2 separate regions of the Homo sapiens genome follow, and region 2 is linked to region 1. A link is a contact called in ENCODE Hi-C or POLR2A ChIA-PET data. All regions are on one chromosome and are shown on one strand. Each heading gives the region's core, a stretch centred on a gene start or an enhancer-like site at or near the end of the contact. The rest is flanking DNA. Distances are from core to core; before and after follow the strand shown. Region 1 has its middle 46 kb from the start of CYP46A1. Region 2 overlaps EVL (Enah/Vasp-like).

Evidence for each region. Hi-C counts contacts between places; a loop is a spot of excess contacts on that map. ChIA-PET counts read pairs that join two places held with the same protein, here RNA polymerase II (POLR2A). Pooled maps may share reads with other maps.
Region 2: a map of ascending aorta shows a loop between it and region 1 (2.4-fold over the local background). The contact joins two enhancer-like sites. A Hi-C loop is called at or near these places in 1 of 168 maps with a recorded cell type or tissue (ascending aorta) and 3 of 50 pooled maps. POLR2A ChIA-PET finds 5 or more read pairs at or near these places in 1 of 52 experiments (Panc1).

The regions. Positions count from the first base shown.
Region 1 is chr14:99,728,280-99,732,187 of GRCh38, forward strand. No RefSeq gene overlaps it. Among named protein-coding and RNA genes, the nearest start is that of CYP46A1, 46 kb to the left of the region's middle. RefSeq lists a silencer at 1,842-1,961 and an enhancer at 3,283-3,908. Within about 2 kb of position 1,857, at least 10 of the 41 ENCODE cell types and tissues checked have a DNase peak (open chromatin) inside an H3K27ac peak, as active enhancers do.
Region 2 is chr14:100,103,576-100,107,483 of GRCh38, forward strand. The region is part of intron 3 of EVL (Enah/Vasp-like); the gene reads left to right. Among named protein-coding and RNA genes, the nearest start is that of MIR151B, 4.0 kb to the right of the region's middle. Within about 2 kb of position 2,241, at least 12 of the 41 ENCODE cell types and tissues checked have a DNase peak (open chromatin) inside an H3K27ac peak, as active enhancers do.

The DNA.
Region 1 (3,908 bases), core at 607-3,106:
GAAACTGAGACTCAGGGGCGGGAGTGACATGCTCAGTACAGGTGGGGCCTGGTGTGGCTCTGAGAATGGAGGAGACAAGTGTCTGGGTTCCCAGCCTGCCCCTCTCCCCAGCCCAGGTGGGCCCTGAGAATGCACACCCCGGCCTCTGGGCAGAGGGTCGGGCCCCGGGATGCCTCGAGAACTGCAGCGTTCTTGCAGAGCGAGGGTCCTCCTGCTCCCCTAGCACCTCGCCTGACCACGTGGGCACCTGGCCAGCCCATCATCAAGCTGCACCCTCCACCCTCTCCATTTCCAGCTCGCTGTCTGAGGGGCCCCCAAACTCACCACTCACTTTGAGAATGGTATGCCCGGGCTCAGCCTCCAGCCACCTGGTCAAACTCATCCCTGGCCAGAAGCAGCCCCTTCCCACAGCCACCCCAAATGCTGCTGTCTCCCAGCGTCCTGTTCCCAAGCCCCCAGCTGGGCACTGTTCCCCGACCTGCTCTGCTGTGCCCCCCACTCCGCCCTCTGCAGCCCTTCTCTGAGTCTCTGAGGTTCACCAGTACCCACACACCTGCCCACGCTTCCCACAGTCCATGCCCTCTGCCTCCTGCTGTGGCTGGGCCTAGTCCCCACAGTACAGCACCTCCTTCACAGTCCATCTAAAAGGGCCACAGGCCACCAAGCCTCAGTACTGCAGCAATGCAACCCAGCATTGTCTGGAGGGGCCTGGAGGGATCGGCTCCCTCCAGAGACTTCAAGTTCCCGGCTTGACCATCCCCTGATTTGGCAAATATCTGTCTGTTGCTGAGCCTGAGCCTTCACACCATGATTTCTTCAAATCCTGCCAGGAAACAGGAGCCAACTATGCCCCATTTCACAGATGGGGAAGTCCAGGCCAGAGCCACAGCTGGGCCATAGTGGAGTCAGCACTTGAACCCATGGCCCTTTGCATCCAGTGGCCTTCCACAGGCTCAGCATGCCCTATCCCTGCAGGCCTGGGCTTGTCTTCTGCACGCCCCAGGAATCCCAGATGGCTGGGAAGTGCAGAGCCAGAACCCCCCAGCCCCACTGTCACTGCCGGTGGGGCCATCCTGCCCTTCCTTTCTGAGCCACTTCCTCTTCCATAGACTGGGCTTTCTGTGAGGGGCAGGTGGCTCTCAGTCCATGCTGCATGGGGAAGCCACCTGGGCCAGGTGAATCAGCCTCTGGGGTGGGGCCCAGAAACTCTTCTTTTTCTTTTTTCTTTTTTGAGATGTAGTTTTACTCTTGTTGCCCAGGCTGGAGTGCAGTGGCACAATCTCTGCTCACTGCAACCTCCGCCTCCTGGGTTCCTCAGCCTCTGGAGTAGCTGGGATTACAGGCATGTGCCATGACGCCCAGCTAATTTTTGTATTTAATATATTTTTTTAGTAGAGACGGGGTTTTACCATGTTGGCCAGGCTGGTCTCGAACTCCTGACCTCAGATGATCCACCCTCCTAGGCCTCCCAAAGTGTTGGGATTACAGGCGTGAGCCACCGCGCCTGGCCCAACTGTTTTCTTTTTAAGTCTCCCAGTAGATCCCAATGTGCATGGGCCGGTGCCGCCAGTCCAGGTGAAGCTGACCCCCGGGACCCAGGCAAGATGGATAGGATTAAACCCAAGGCTGTGCAGCAAGGCTACCTGGGGTCAAATCCTGCCCCCACCTGCCTGGGCCTCAGTTTCCCCATCTGTAAGGGAGGACAAATAATAGGACCCACTTCCTAGGGTTGGAGGGGAATTAGTGTCCACACGAGGGTCGGGCTCTGGCACTGTGAGTCTGGTCATTGTCACCTGCAGGGAAGGGAGGGCTTTTCTGCAGGCAAGGCGGCGCAGTCCCCGGAAGACCCGCACGGTGGCGCGCTGGCGCAGAGCTCGGGCTCGCCCTCCCGCCCAGGCCGAGCGGGCGGCGCCGGCCCCAGGCGCGGAGGGTCCCGAGGCGCGGAGTGGGTGGGCCGAGGGGACGCCAGCCCCGCTCCCGGAAGCGGGGTCAGCGGGGAGGCCGGGGGTCGGCAGTGGCAAGCTCTGGCCACGGCGTAGGGGTGGGATAGCCACCCCCATTTCACAGATGGGGCTCCCGAGGCGCGGTGAGGTCTGGCAGCTGCTGGGGGCGCAGGCACGGCCCCCCGGGCGGGTGTAGCGGTCGCTTGGCGGGTGGGTCCGCAGGCCTCGCCGGGAGCCGGGCCTGGGTCTGGGGCGCTGGCAGGCCGGCCGGGAGGCGCGCCGGGCGGGAACGCGCAGCTCTGGCGGGAAGTGCGTGGGGTCGGGGGGCTCGGGCGGGGTGCAGGCTGCTGCTGCCACCGGGGAGGCCCGGGGGATGCCCTCACTAAGCGGCTCCAGAGACTGCGGGCCCCGCCCTGCCCTGCCACTCCCTCTCTTGTGACCTCGGCCAGTGGCAGCCTTTTCTGAGCCTGTCCCCTTCTCTGTAAACCTGGACGTGTTTGATCTACGCTCGCGTCCCGGCAGGAGGCTTCCAGCCTGCACATTCCTGGGGGCCCGCCTTCCCCAGGCACTAGCTTACCCAGGGCTGAGCTGCTGAACTCTGAAAACCTTTGGAAACCTCCCTGCCCTCTGCCCTAGCGACCTGCGGCTGGAGACCCTGAGCTGGCCCAGCCCTCTAGGGTGCCTAGGAGCCTAGGCTGGGTTGGGGGTGGCTTCAGGAACCTTGGGCTGCCGGGTGTGGGGTGAGAGCCTTGGCCCAGCTATGGCCAGGTGGGAGGTTTTCTTCCTCTGTGCTCTGGGTGCTGGGGCTGGAGGCGGTGGCTCTGCTGGGCTTCAGTGACAGCCAATGTGGGTAGACAGAGGACCATGCCCTGTGTCCCAGCAATTAGCTGCCCACCTGGGAAGGTTCTGGATGGGACTTGGCAGAAGCCTGAGCCGGCCCCTCCTGGCAGTCCTGGCTGAGCGGGCACCGAGCGCCTTATGCTGGTCCAGTCAGTTGGAGTGACTAAATTCACATCTGCCCAGACCTCACCCTGGGCTCCGGACCTCACCCCGGGCTCCAGCCTCACCCCGGGCTCCAGCCTCAGGCATCTCTGGATGTCCAAAAATAACCCCCACCCCCACCCGCACCCTCCCCGGCAGTCACTGGGGGTATTTCTGGCAGACGGAAGGGGACTCACAGTGGGAGGGAGGGTCATTTCTCTGAATCCAGGGCCAGGGGTGGGGAGGGACAGAGTCAAGGCCCTGCCTTGGCTTGGAGCTTTAAAAACACTCATTTCTTCTGGAACGCAGCCTCTCCCCAGTAAATCCTTCTCACCAGAGAAAACCATAGTCACCTACCTGGTGCTCACTTCTTGGGCAGCCCCTGCGGGGACCAGACCCCGGGTGGCCAGGCAGAGGGGTCCCCCCCACCCTGCGGGAGGCAGCCTGCTAATTCTGGGTGCCAAGGGTAAGGCTGCAGGTCCCTGTGCAGGACACCTGCTAGCTGCATCCCGTTTGGAGCCTGCCCTGGATGGGGCTCCATGGGCCCAGGGCGAGGCCAGGCAGAGACCGGCATGAGCAGCAGCCCGCACAGGAGCACCCTGGGCCCAGGGCAAGAGCCCATCGGCCAGTGGCAGACACTGGGTGAGGATCCCCGATGATTCGAGTCACACTGTGCTGGCCATGAGCGTCAACTGTTGGGCGCGCTGTACGGCCAACCCTGAGCCAGCTTTCCTGTACCTCCAGGCCCCTGTGCTACAGACGAGGCTCCGAGAGGTGGCGGCCTGCCCCATCTCAGGGCCAGAGGGCAGAGGGTGCGGTGGGCTGTCCCTGGGGCCCTTGCCCCTGCTGTTGAGCCCAGGAGCCTGAACCTGGGAGGCCTCCCCATCACCTCCCTGCCCCCTCCCAAATGACAGTGGCTCCTTGGCCGCCACCCCAGAGGTGAGGGGATAGCCCAAGGAAGCCAGGAGCTGCCCACACCCTCAG
Region 2 (3,908 bases), core at 991-3,490, 380 kb after region 1:
ACTGGGTTTCCCTTTCTCTGGGAAGACTTCTGTGGCCCCCCATGCCCACCCCAGGTGAGGATGAGGCGCCCCTTCTATGTGCTCCCCATGCTCCCCATTGCCATTCACCACTTTGTAACATTAAGGCCCGGCTGCTGTTTGGTCTCCCACAAGGCTGTTGTGAGAGGCAGAGACACAGCAGCTGACCTGGATCCCCATTGGATCCCAGCGCCCATCACAGTGCATGATGCATCCACAGACCCAAAAGAGCTGTTGAGTGTTGAGTGCATAGATACAAGCTCCTGAGGGCAAGGAGGTATGTGCTTTTCTCTGCGTTTTTCACATCCCGGCACCCAGGGCCCTGTGTGCTGTGGGTATATGCATGCACGTGCTGCAGGAGGGTGCGTGTGAGCGTGTGTGTGTGCATATGTACTTATTCTGAGCAAGTTACTTGATCTCCCTGTGCCCCAGTCGCCTGACCTGTACCTGCCCGTTGGTTGTTCTGAGGACTAACTGTGATCATCCCTTTAGAGTGCTCAGGACAGTTCCTAACACCAAGTAAGTGTTTGGTAAATAGTTGCTGTCTTTTTAAAACCCACTGTGACCTTTTCAGGTGGCACTGGGCCGGGGACAAGTACATAGTCTACCTCTGCATTCAGCAGCCCCAGGGGACTTGACTTTTGAGTTCTTCTATTTATTATGATGGTGGTGGTTTAAATCTTCTTCCTCTCAGGCAGACCTTCAGCCGTTACTTTTCTTTTTCTTTATTGTAATATCTGGTCCTGAAAGCTGAAAGTCATTACTTTCATTGTTGATCAGATCTCTGGCTTTAGCTTCTCCTTTTCTCATATTGGATTAATTGGTTATTTATGTGGATAATACTGTCTCAAAGCATGAGTTATTCTCTGGGTTGTGCCTCCTAATTGGTGAAGGTGGCCACTTGGTTTATTTGAGACAATTCTAAGGAATAAGGAGCTCTCCACACTAGTGTGAGGGCCCCAGGGCAAAAGATGTTTTTCTGCTCCTCAGAAAGTTCTCAGAGAACTTGGCAAGGTTTTTATAAACCCTGCAAAGCTCCCGTTATGATGGGGATGAGGTAGTTCTGCATTAAAAATAGTCATAACAGTTACCAGTCCTCATAATAATTTTTATTGGAACTATCAGAAGTCTGAGTGCCTATTTGAGAAAGAGTTTCCTTGGATGAATCACTGCAGGAACATGAGAAAGAAACATGGCACTGTGAGATCAAATGTGTAGATAAATAATCCCCCGCTGAGCTGCAGTCACAAGTGAATTTAAAGATAGGAAGGGTTTTAGGGGTATATAATCCAGTTTCTCCTCTCTTTACTTTTTTTTTTTTTTTTTTTTTTTTTTAACTTTTGGAGCTACTCCTGTAGCTGAAGGAGAAGAAGGGATGGGAGCTGGCCTCACAGAGGGCTTTGTAGAGCCACGGGGCCCCAGGGTCAGACCTTGTGCCGGTCATGCCAACATCCAGGGCCACCTCCTTGCTGCTCCATCTACTGCCTCCTGTTGGGCAGCTGCAGCCAGTGCCCTTGGCCCTGCATGTTTACTCAATCATGCTACTTAGCATGTTTTATTCAGGACACCTCTTTGGTACCAGCATCCCTACTAGCACGCTAGTCCTGTTGGGAGCAGGACCTGTGTTGTCTCAGTCATCCCTGCCTCTCTAGAACAAGTACAGAGGCGACACACCACGGGGACTCAGGATATGTGTGATAACTGCATGAGCCTTTTCACCTTTTGAATCTCAGCAACCCTCTAAGAACAGGGACCCCAATTCTAGCCTTCCAGACTGAGACTCAGGAGGCCTGGCTCTTGCCCTAGTCCCACCATCTGCTGACTGTGTGACTTCATCAGGTCTAGTGACATTTTCGAGCCTCAGTATCCTCATTTGGAAGACAGAGTACTGATTGTCCTCCACAGTCTTTTGCCAGGCAAGGCGCCCTTCAGGGTGCCGGGTAAGCTGTCATCTGCTTGGTAAGAGGTCATGGTGTTGAGGTAACCAAGAGACCTGGGTGCTAGACCTGGCTGTGCTCTTTCTTTGCATGTGCCTTGGGCAACTCATTTCCCTTTCTTGGACCTTGGTTTCTTCGTCTGTGAAATGTAGGTGGTTATCCGTGGCATGTCTGTCTCGCAGCATGAGAGTCCAAGGGGACGATGGCTGTAGAAGTATTTGAGACAGACAGCCTAGCACAAGCAGGAAGGGCTGTGATGGTGACTAGCAGTAAGTAGTAGTGGTTGTAGCAGCAGCAGCCGCTTGGCCACATCCCAACTGAATAGGGAACATGCCTCCCCTGCCACAGTGTCTGAAACTCTGCAGAAAGTTTGACTGTCCATGAGCTTCCTTGAGTCGGGGGAGAACCTGCCCTGCAAGCCGGGAGGAGGCTCTTGCCCCCACTCAGCCTTTGCCTCGCATGTGGCTTTAGTTACGTTTTGTCTTCTTTGTAGGTGTTGATGTTCTAGACTCTGAAATGGCAGTGTCAGACCAGACAAGAAGCTCTCACCAGAGACAAAGTGGAAACGGAGAGCTGTTGGCGATTTAGGGGACAGCGGGGACAGGTGCACATTGCAATGTGCAGGATCATCCTGCGCAGTGAAGTCTTGTCTTGCGTGTCCCACCAAAACATGCAGTTGAAAAACTCAAGCCAGAGCTTGCTCTGTTTTAAGAAAAAGCACTTATTTTTTTAACCAGGTTTAGTATGTGCTGAATTTTCTAGGAATTTGACTACTGCATCCGTCAAAAGAAAATCATACTTAATTTTGTTTGTAACTTTACCAAGAGTTGTTTTCTGTTTCGTAAAGTCCTATCTCCAGCATCGTCACTGTGACGTTTCAGTCATCCATAGACCTCCCCTTCGTCACATCCCATTTGCAGCAGCAGCACTCCCAGTGGGTCTGTGGGTAGGTGCAAGCGTGGACCGCCTCCGTCTCCTAGTGTAGCTGGGTCTGGCCCTTTATGTGTTGTAATGCACATTTTATTATAGACTGCTTCTCTTTTCTCTCTCCTTTGCAGTACATGTAAGGCATTATATCCGAATTTAGGTAGGTAGGTTATGTAATCTATGAATTTCACTTCAGGATAATGCAAGGATCATTACAAAACATTATAATAAAAAGAGGACCATCGGGCCTGAGAGGGTTGAAGTTTTGTGAAACTCGGGCTGGTTCCTTCCTGCATTGCATCTGTGTCTTGCCTGGTTGTCGCTTAACAGTGCCATGGAGATAGCACAGTGTCTGTCTCATTTCACAGCCAGGAAAACTGAGCCCCAGAGGGAGGAAGTTTGTACTTGGCCCAAACCACTTCCTGATATGACCCAGTCAGGAAGAGAAGCCAGGATGAGAACATGCTCCTCTTCTCCTCCAGTGCCTGGAAGTGTGGTGGGAGCAGCTTGGTCTAGCAGGAAGAGTGCATGTCCTGGAGCCGGGCTACGTTGGGTCTGTGTGACCCTGAGCAAGTCACCTCCTCCATCAGCAGGTGGAATGACACCACAGGCCCGTGGCAGTTCACATGACACGAAGATGCCCGGTGCCTGGTATGTGGCCTTCAGGGCCGTGCCCCATGCTGCTCCTCTTTTTGTCCCCACATCCAGCAGTTTTCCATTAAACCACTGTAGGTCCTCTCAGAACTTACTAGAGTCATCGTGTCATCGTCTCCCATTACTCCAGGAGAGCAGGGCCCTGGTGGCACTTGAGGCAAGACCCCAAGCTGATGGCACTCGACCACATAGTGGGAGTGAATTTTAAAGAAAATCCCCCTCAAAGCCTCTGCTGGTGTAGAAGGCAGATAGTCTAGGCCGGGGTAGGGCCAGTGAGTGGGAGCCAGGGAAGGAGGCTTGGGTGTCATGAGACTGGGTTTACATTTACAGATGACAAAACCAAGACCCAGTGAGGGGGAGGATGTGTGCAGG